Linked DNA regions of Homo sapiens: region 2 is linked to region 1. A link is an interaction called in ENCODE POLR2A ChIA-PET data of the cell type or tissue named here. Cell type or tissue: PC-9. All regions are shown on one strand. Each heading gives the region's core, and the rest is flanking DNA. Links, peaks and the distances in the headings are about the cores only. Region 1 has its middle 76 kb from the start of PPP1R36. Region 2 has its middle 12 kb from the start of PLEKHG3.

Region 1 (5,488 bases), core at 197-5,196:
TGACACTACAGAGATCCCATGGAGGGGAGCGGAAACTGCCAAAGGCTGTGTGTTGGGTAGGGAGTAGTCATGGCAGCTTCTGCACTGAGCCCTCCCCCAGTGGCTTCCTGGGGCTCCTTCATCTGCTGGACCTAGAAGAACTGTGTATCGTTCTCCTCGACATCGTCCCATCTAACACACCCTCCTCTCTGCCTACTTGAACCTCCACTCATCCTTGGAGACTTCGCTTGAGTCCCCCACTGAGGAGTCTTTTGTGACCACTGCCTCCCCATGTGAAACACACTGCTCTTTCTATGGGACTTGTATTAATCTGTTCTCATACTGCTCTAAAGAACTGCCCAAGACTGAGTAATTTTTGTTTGTTTGTTTGTTTGTTGAGATGGAGTTTTGCTCTTGTTGCCCAGGCTGGAGTGCGATGGTGCAATCTTGGCTCACTGCAACCTCCACCTCCTGGGTTCAAGCTATTCTCCTGCCTCAGCCTCCCAATTAGCTGGGATTACAGGCATGAGCCACCACACCTGGCTAATTTTTGTATTTTTAGTAGAGACAGGGTTTCACCATGTTGCTCCTGACCTCAGGTGATCCACCCACCTTGGCCTCCCAAAGTGCTGGGATTATAGGTGTGAGCCACCTTGCCCAGCCGAGACTGGGTAATTTATAAAGGAAAAAGGTTTAATTGACTCACAGTTCCACATGGCTGGGGAGGCCTCAGGAAACTTACAATCATGGTGGAAGGGGAAGCAGGTACCTTCTTCACAAGGTGGTAGGACAGAGAAGAGTGAAGGAGGAACTTCCAATCACTTATAAAACCATCAGAACTCGTGAGAACTCACAAGAACAGCATGGGGGAACCACCCCCAAGATCCAATCATCATCCTCCCTTGACACATGGGGATTACAGGTCCCTCCCTCGACATGTGAGGATTACAATTCAAGATGAGATTTGGGTGGAGAAACAGAGCCAAACCATATCAGGACCCTTTGTGTTTACTGTGTTTAGTGCAAGCCATGCCGTGTGCAAAGTGAGCCTCATGCATTAGCTCATTTAATTCTCACAACAACCTTTACAATAAACAGAAATGATGATTATCCTTCATTACAGATAAGAAAATTTAGGCTTAGATAAATATTTAAAACTTCATCTGCCTGAGGCCAGGACCCATGCTTTTATCCACTTCTCTAAACAACCTCTCTGATTCTGCCCAACTCCTGCAATGCTTTTTTTCCCCTTAGTTAAAAAACCTCCTGTGGCCCTCTTGAAGACAGGTTCATATCTGATTCATTTTTGTATCCCAAACATCTATTATTGTGCCCAGCATATAGTAGGCACTCAGTAAATGTTAAATGGATGGAGTGATCTGGAATTTGGGCTCTGCAAAAATTTTGCCATGACTTTCTCCAGGTCATAACCTTTTAAAAAGGCTTCTAGCCTATATCAGGGTAAATGCTTACTTAATTCAATAAAAAGTATATATTTACTTAGTACCTACTATGTGACAAGCACATAGGTCTCCAATACTCCTGACAAAGGAACTGTAAGTGGTTTTTACACCTATGGGAACAGTAAAGATGGTGATTCTCTTTCCCTTATCATGCTTCTAACATAGCACAGTGGATCCCCACCCCCAGACTAGAGGTTACAGCAATAAATAAAACAGCAAACCCCTCCACCTCACCCTCTTGAAGCTTATATTGTCTTTTCATTTGAAGAAAGCCTCACTGGGCACCTCCCCTTGGCAGTGCCATTATGACACTTCTTGCTGATAGTGTTTGTATTAGTCCATTCTCATGCTGCTAATAAAGACATACCCAAGACTGGGTAATTTATAAAGAAAAGAGGTTTAATTGACTCGTAGTTCAGCAGGGCTCGGGAGGCCTCCAGAAACTTAACAGTCATGGCAGAAAGGGAAGCAAACATGTCCTTCTTCACATGGTGGTAGCAAGAAGTGCCAAGCAAAAGGGGGGAAAAAAGCCCTTAAAAACCATCAGATCTCATGAGAACTCACTCACTATCACAGGAACAGCAGCATGGGGGTAACCGTCCCCATGATTCAATTACCTCCCACCAGGTCCCTCTCACAACATGTGGGGATTATGGGAGCTACAATTCAAGATGAGATTTGGGTAGGGACACAGCCAAACTGTATCAGTGGTGAAGACTAGACCTGTCCTCTTAGAGTTATCATACAATCCAGATGAATAAATACACAGGTAAAAATAAAAGGCAACTCCCACACAAAAACCAAACTACAGTGGCTCCCGGCTCCCAGCTCCCAGGCAGGCTGAGAGCCCCAGGGCCACTGGCTCAGGTGCATGTTTTCCTGAGCAGCCCTTCAGACCCGGCAGAGGCCCTCACGGAGCAAGTCGGGGGGCACTCCCAGTGTTCTCCTCTGGCTTCACCCCTCACACATGCTGGGCTCCTGCCTCTTCCTCCCTCCTGCTCCAGATCCAGAAGAAGGGCCTGGGCAGGCCCCGTGGTACTCCTGACTTGCCTGGGCTGTTGTTAGCATAGAGATCAAAAAGAGAAAGTGCAGCCAGGGGGTGCGGGGAGAAGCTGGTGAGCCGAGGCAAGAGCTGGCTCCGGAGTTGGCAGCAGCCAGGACACCCAGGTCAAGTGCAAGGAAACAGCGCAGAGGCACTGAGACCGACAAGAGACCCAAGGTCACAGAGCTCACCGCGCATGTCCTTCCTGTTATTTTCCCTCCATGTGCAGAGTTTAAAGTATGAAATCCCTGTAGCTGTGAAAGCGGGGAGACATAAGAGTCTGTTGCCTCAGGGAGAATCTTACTATTGGATTACAAAGGCTCAATATGGAACTCAGAGGGTGGGGCAGATCAGCTCTGGATTCTTTCCTTCTATTTGCCTTTCTGCCCCTACCTACAAGACAAACAGAGCAGCCTGTTGTCTGACCTCCTCAAGCCTATAAGAGTCTCTGCACAAATCTTCACCATTCTTCGGCAGCTCTTTCTGGGGTATCTTCCTGCCCCTCACCTTCCACCCCGGCTAGCCTTTGGCTCACCCTCTGTCCAACCCCACACCTGACCCCAGCTTCTGAAATGAGCTATTCTTATTTCTGAGACTATATATGCATGTATTGGGTCACTTGGGGCCAGCGTGGGGGAGCTGGGATTTAGGGGCTCCTTCACCTTCAGGAGTTCAAATCGTCATTTGATTTAGGGGTAGGCCTGCAGCCTAACAGGGTTCTGTTATTTGGTTAAACCAGTTGAAGCAGAAAGGAAGCATTTCAAAGTAAAGGAAGGGGCCACAGCGTCAGCCCCTGGAAGGGCTCAGCTCACCCTCACTTTCACACAGTGTAGAATAGCTTGATTGTTTTCCTTCCTTTCTTGAATAACTCTTCCTTAATTTTTTTTCCCAGAGATAAGTTCTGTCCCCCAGGCTGGAGTGCAGTGGCGTGATCATAGCTCACTGCAACCTTGAACTCCTGGGCTCAAGTGATCCTCCCACCTCAGCCTCCCAAGTAGCCAGGACGACAGGTGCATGCCACCATGCCTGGCTCATTTTTTAAAAATTTTTTGTAGAGACAAGGTCTCACTATGTTGCCCAGGCTGGTCTCAAACTCCTCATTACAAGTTATCCTCCTGCCTTGGCCTCCCAAAGTGCTGGGATTCCAGGCGTGAACCACCACGCTCAGCCTCTTGCTTGATTTTTTTCTTTCTTTTTTTTTGAGATGGAGTCTCACTCTGTTGCCCAGGCTGGAGTGCAGTGGCACAATCTGGGCTCACTGCAAGCTCCGCCTCCCGAGTTCATGCCATTCTCCTGCCTCAGCCTCCTGAGTAGCTGGGACTACAGGCACCCACCACCACACCCGGCTAATTTTTTTTGTATTTTTAGTAGAGACGGGGTTTCACCATGTTAGCCAGCATGGTCTCAATCTCCTGACCTCATGATCCTCCCTCCTCAGCCTCCCAAAGTGCTGGGATTACAGGCGTGAGCCACTGCGACCGGCCTCTCTTCCTTGATTTTTAAGACTCAGTTCAAAGAGCTCTTCTGATTCTCCTTCCATGAGCCCTCCAGGCCACAGTGACCTCAAACTGCTCTGAGTTTGTAAAGCTGTCCACCGCATATGCAACAAATGTAACTCCATATTGCTGTGCGTCTTCTCCTGGGTTGAGTATTGATCTGTTCTTGATCAGCTTCATGGGTCTATGCTGAGACTATGTTCTGACTGCACAGTCTAGGTGGTGAACTACTTGGGGCAGAGGGCAGACCTCTACCTTTGTGAATCTCCCACGGCCTCTTGGCATCTTGGCAGGTATGGGGTAAATATCTGCTTCCTTGTTGATGGATGGATGATTAAAGATGGAAACTGGCTCCGTCATTTGATTGGCTTTTCTAATAAGATAGGGAGGTGGGTGGCACTTCTGAAAATGACCCATATCTTGTCTATTCTTTGCTTAATGTGCTGTTTCAGCAAAAACCAAGGCTGAACAGAAGCCTAGAGGGGTGGAAATTACAGGGAAGGTTGTGCTTTTTTAGGCCCATGTTCCAAAGTGATGATAAAACATCCAACTACACTTCCATTCCTAGCTCAGAAACCACAACAGATGGAAGCGGGTGTGGGCCATAATTAGTGCCCGAGGTGAGTGAAGAAAGCCAGGAAAACCTCGTCAAAGGAAATCAGCCTAGAGAATAAAGGCTCCCTGGGTTTGCTTTGGAAGAAAGGACAGGGGATTATGTCCTTGCGCCTTCAAGAACAAGAGACCTGGCACTGGATTAAACCATCCAAATAGTAAAACCAATAATTATGTGTTGTGGGCAGGGCCAGCCTGGTTTCTCAGTGCCACATCCACTTCCTGTGGTGCGTGGCAGGTCTACAGGGAACGGCAATGCCAAATTTCCTCAGCTTTCTTTTCAGTGCAGGGAAGTTAGAATAAAGCCAGAGAGTGTGGCTTGAAGATACAAAGCAAGCCACTGAGAAGATCATTTGAGCAAGACGAGCCAGGTTTCAACCAGAATGGCTCGTTCTCTGTGATCGGTTGGCCGAGCCGGGGACATGCTCTGGTGGTGGAACTAGTCTGGGTGAAAATGATTTGGAGGAAGAAGACCAAGGGCGGGAAGTGAGTGAAGAAGCAACTGCGTATTTCGGACAAAGAACGGGTTTGGCTGACTTCTCGATCTTTCCCAAGGACTGCACGAGAACATTCAGGAATTGCTAACCTCTGGGAGAAGTTTGGATCATGGTTCCTGCCCTCAGCCATGGCTTTGGCATCAGCACCCTCTGTCAAGAGAAATGGCTCATTTCCCTTTGTCCCACAAAGTCAACTTAAAAAAAAATGACCTAATTCAGCAAAATTAGTCATTGGCTACCTTCATATACAGGAGCTATGGGAGTGGGAGGTACCAAAGAAGAAGCTGTGGCTCTCACCATGTTGGAGTTCAAGGAGGGTGATGGCCATCGGGGGTGCCAGCTTTGGGAGTGTCCCTCTGAAAATGAGTCCTTCCCAGTATCATCCACCCCATGGAGTGA
Region 2 (5,220 bases), core at 221-5,220, 67 kb before region 1:
TTGCAATAGCTCTCACATGATGAGATCCCAGCTGTTTTCTACCTTAAAATCATGTTTCCACTAATTTTCTAATCCCCAAACATTCAATGAGGTCTGTTATATGCCAGACATTATGCTGGCTCCTGCCAGGAACACAAAAGCATCAGACCCTGTCTCTGACATTGACCTGGTGGGAGAAGGTAGCAAACTGTAAACAGTAAAATTATTAAAGTGCCATGCTACACAATGAAAGCAGACATCCTATAAGACAGTTCACAATTCCTTGATAATCATAATTGGTAATAGAAGGCAAAAGGTAGAGAGTTCAGTGCAGGCAGAGATGGTCAGAGAAGGCTTTGGACGGGGAGGAGTCTAACCAGGGTCTTGACTGATGGGGAGGATTTGGGGAGCTGAAGAGAAGGAAATATCCAGAGCAGAAGAGTTTCAGGAAGGCAAACCCGTGAATAAGATTGGCCTCTGGGTCACTTGTAATTTCAGTCTGGCCACAACCTGAACTTGGTCTTCAAACAGAGGCATCCTCCCCAAAAATTTTCTGGCCTGGTGACCCTAATACTTTCGCAGCAAATGACAGAGACTCAACTCAAACTAACTTAAACAGAAAGGGCATTGATGGTCTCATAACTGCAAAGTCTAGGCATAGAGGTCTATTCATTTGCAAAGTATTACAACACAGTTCGTTCTAGGAGCCCTGATAATATTTCAGGGCTCCCTTTTCTCTCCCTTTTGCTACTCTACTGAGATCTACTTCACAGGCTGGCTCTCCTGGTAAGGCAAGGAGGATGGCTTCTGGCAACCCTACACTCATAGTCTCTGAGCTTAGCAACCCAGTAGAAAGAGAGGAAGTTTCTCTCTGGCCTCTCTTCTTAGCTCCTTCTTGATATCCTAGACAAAGCAGGTGAAATGGGTTCCCTGGGGAGGCCTGAAGTTGGCTGTCACATAGGAAATAAATGGTGCCATGGGAGTGGACCCAAAAGACTAAAAGGACAACCTCTGGCTGGTCTGGGGAAGAAAGCAAGGCTATGATATCTTGTTCTGGAAAACCTCATCCCTGTTACAAACTCCCCAGAAAGACACAGGTCCCTGCTTCCTGCCAACCCCAGTGGCCAGAATCTTTTCACAGAGTAAAAAGAATTCCCAGGAGAGCCTGTGTACAGACAGCTGCCTACCACAAGGCACTGCAGCAGGGGTGGCACCAGCATAAACATCCAAGGTCATGTGGTGTTTTAGGAAAGGAACCGAGATCAGAAGACCAGGTTAGGCTGGCACATGCTCACAGCCGAGAAGGTGCCTTAAATGGATTTGGTGATGAGCAGGTAAGCAGAACAGAAATCCCTGCTGCAGGCCAGAACTCAAAGGGCTTGGGGGGCAGCTTTTAAACTATAGATGTCACACTCAGAAGACTTCAGAGCCTAACGCTGCCCTGGACTGAATATTAAGTGGATATTGAAGGCATTTCCACCCTGCTCATTCTCTGCTTTTGAATTCTCAATAGGCAGTGAGTTCCGGGCCCCACAGCCTAATGGAGTAGCAGCTTCCAATTCTCCAGGTCAGAATAATAGAGGAGAAAAGGGAGCAGAGGCTCAGGGCAGCAATGTCCTACAGAATTTTCCACGATGGTGAAATGTTCTACATCTGCAATGCCCATTGCCACATGTGACTATTGAGCACTGTGGCAACTGGGTGCAACTGAGGAACTGAATTTTTTATTCTATTTAACTGAAACTGGTTTAAAATTTCAATAGCCAAATGCAGCTAGTGACTGTATGTTACACACTAAGCCTCAGTGAACATCCTTCCTTTACCTACCTCCAGGGCTTGGAAGAGAAAAAGACAGGATAAATTAGAACAGAACATCCCAATCGGTGATCAAGCCAGGAAAAGCAGATGGTGTAGAATGGGAAACAGGGGAGACCATAGTGTCAACCTTCTTCCTAGACACAGACACCAGCTGCCTGAACTCTGGCAAGTGTTCAGAATTCTGAGAGTCACTGCCTCGGAAAAGGACTTCAAAAAAGGTCATCTGAGGCTACCAGGTGGCCCCAAAACCATGGTCCAGTGAGGAAGGAAATACCTTCCACACCTTCCAATAGCCCCACAGGAAATCTCCCCCATGATTTTGGAGACCCCACATCCCATACTCTTCCTCTTCTATGGAAAGTATCTCACGCTGTGCCTGAGGACCCAAAGTCACACGTCCATGTCCATCAATAGTCCAGTCCCTCCAGGATTTCAGTTATGTGTGTGTTAACTGAGTGCCTCCCAGATCAGCAGAGGAAAAGCTGAACTTAAATAATTTCCTGTCCAGGAACAAGCTGCCACCTAACACAGTGGGAAACCATCCAAGCTAGATAGTAGGAGTGATGCTGGGCCCCACCCACAGCCTCCAGCCTAGAAAGGGACCTGCTCTATCAGGACAGCCAGTGACTAGATGGATGGGTTCTGCTAACCCAAGAGAGACCTAAACTAGTCCTGAAAAGACTAAAAGAAACAGTGAATTTATAAGAAAATAAGATGGTTACTTCCATTAAACTCAGATCCCAGCTGCTCACAGCCACCAGAAGCCAGACCAGGGCACTGGGCTGGTGGGGACAGGGCTGGGAGAACCCGACTGTGGGAAATACTGCAGAGGCTGATGGATGACAAAGAGGACCATGTGCCAGGCTGATGTCAACTTGGCTCCTTTCTGTGCACCTTCCCTGTCTCACTCTTCCTCTAGCTTACAGGGTGAACCATCCCAAGAGGTAGGACCTTGACCAACTCCCAGCTGTGAGGAGGGTGAAGGCAGGACCTGAGCTCATGCCCGGGCTTGCACTGGCACAGGAGGGACTTACACAAGTTCTGAGCTTTCTCTGACCATAGCTTCCACATCTATTTGGAGGTGTCCTTTTTAAAAAAATAAATTAAGCTTTCACAGCCATATTCATTGCAGCATTATTCACGATAGCCAATAAGGGGGAAAAACTCAAATGTCCATGGATGGTTGGATGGATAAAGAAAATATGGGCCAGGCGCAGTGGCTCATGCCTGTAATCCTAGCACTTTGGGAGGCCGAGGTGGGCAGATCACAAGGTCAGGAATTTGAGACCAGCCTGGCCAACACGGTAAAACCTCGTCTCTACTAAAAATACAAAATTAGTTGGGTGTGGTGGCGCACACCTGTAGTCCCAGCTACTAAGGAGGCTGAGGCAGGAGAATCACTTGAACCTGGGATGTGGAGGTTGCAGTGAGCTGAGATCATGCCACTGCACTCCAGCCTGGGCGACAGAACAAGACTCTGTCTCAAAAAAAAAATTTAATTTAAAAATTAAAAGAAAATATGATATATGTATACAATGAAATATTATTCAGCAATATTATTTGAGAAGAATATTCCTGAAACATTATTCAGGAAGAAAAATCCTGTCAATGCTACAACACGGATGACATTTGAGGATAATATGCTACATGAAATAAGCCAGTCACAAAAGACAAATATTGCAGTATTCCATCTACATAAGGTATCTAAAGTAGTCAAACTCATAGAAACAGAAAGTAGAATGGTGGTTTCCAGAGGCTGAGGGGAAGGGGAAACAGGGAGTTAGTCTTTGGTGGATACAGAGTTTCAGTTTTACCAGATGAAAAAATTCCAGAAATCTATTACATAACAATGTGCATATGGTTAACACTACTGAACTAGAGACTTAAAAACTGATAAGATGGTAAGTTTTATGTTTTATCACAATTTAAGTTTTTTTAAATAAAAAATCCAGCCTGGGCAACACGGTGAAACCCTGTCTGTACAAAGAACACAAAAATTGGCTGGGCATGATGGTGCTCACCCATAGTCCCAGCTACTCGGGAGACTGAGGTGAGAGAATGGCTTGAGCCGGAGAGGCAGAGGTTGCAGTGAGCCTTCATGGTACCACCGCACTCCAGCCTGGATGACAGAGTGAGACCCTCTCAAAAAAAAAAATCATCAAGCTTTTCATATATTCTCTTATCATACATGCCCATTATGAAAAATGTGGAAAATTGGAAAAGTACTTCTTGCACTTTTTTTTGTTTGTTTGTTTGTTTGTTTTTTGAGACGGAGTCTCACTCTGTCGCCCAGGCTGGAGTGCAGTGGCACAATCTTGGCTCCCTGCAACCTCCGTCTCCTGGGTTCAAGCAATTCTCCTGCCTCAGCCTCCCAAGTATCTGGGATTACAGGCACCTGCCACCATGCCCAGCTAATTTTTTGTATGTTTAGTAGAGACGGGGTTACACCATGTTGGCCAGGATGGTCTCGAACTCCTGACCTTGTGATCCGCCCACTTCAACTTCCTAAAGTGCTGGGATTACAGGTGTGAGCCACCGCGCCCAGCCTGCAAGTTTTATGAATATATAACCTGCCCATCATTTAAACATGATATAATAAGAATAGAAAAAAGCCATAATTCTCCGCCCTACTCTGGGCCTCCTCTCCAGAGACAATCATTTGTCTCTGGACAAATGATTTTTCTACTTTTAGATCATCATTACCCTAACACCAAGTAATTTGCTACTAAATTTTTATCTGTCAACTTCAGATATCTACGACTCCTGCCTAAGAAAGATGAGGGTGTTTTGTTTTGTTTTGTTTGTTTTTGAGATGGAGTCTCGCTCTGTTGCCCAGGCTGGAGTGCAGTGGCGCAATCTCGGCTCACTGCAAGCTCCACCTCCCGGGTTCACGCCATTCTCCTGCCTCAGCCTCCCGAGTAGCTGGGACTACAGGCGCCCGCCACCACGCCCAGCTCATTTTTTTTTTGTATTTTTAGTAGAGATGGGGTTTCACCATGTTAGCCAGGATGGTCTCGATCTCCTGACCTCGTAATCCACCCGCCTCGGCCTCCCAAAGTGCTGGGACTACAGGCGTGAGCCACCGCACCGGGGCAGATGAGGGTGTTTTTAAAATTTAATTTAATTTAATTTAATTTAATTTTATTTTATTTTTGAGATAGGGTCTCACTGTATCACCCAGGCTAGAGTAGAGTGGTGATATCTCTGCTCATTGCAACCTCTACCTGCTGGGCTCAAGCGATCCTCCCACCTCAGCCTCTCAAGTAGCTGGGACTACAGGTACATACCACCACAATCAGCTAATTAAAAAAAATTTTTTTTGTAGACACAAGGTCTCACTATATTACCCAGGCTGGTCTCAAACTCCTGGCCTCAAAGCAATCCACCCACCTCAGCCTCCAAAGTGTTGGCATTACAGGCATG

The links. ChIA-PET counts read pairs that join two places held together with the same protein. Peaks named below come from ENCODE experiments on the same cell type or tissue, not always from the same donor. Only the 100,000 strongest peaks of a DNase experiment are listed, where the experiment ranks them.
Region 2: POLR2A ChIA-PET joins it to region 1 with 5 read pairs; 3 of 35 experiments call an interaction of 5 or more read pairs at or near these places.

Annotation. Positions count from the first base shown.
Region 1 is chr14:64,622,907-64,628,394 of GRCh38, reverse strand. No RefSeq gene overlaps it. Among named protein-coding and RNA genes, the nearest start is that of PPP1R36, 76 kb to the right of the region's middle. In PC-9, for the core only: no CTCF peak of the experiment used is centred there; a DNase peak (open chromatin) is centred at 2,824.
Region 2 is chr14:64,689,931-64,695,150 of GRCh38, reverse strand. No RefSeq gene overlaps it. Among named protein-coding and RNA genes, the nearest start is that of PLEKHG3, 12 kb to the left of the region's middle. In PC-9, for the core only: no CTCF peak of the experiment used is centred there; no DNase peak of the experiment used is centred there.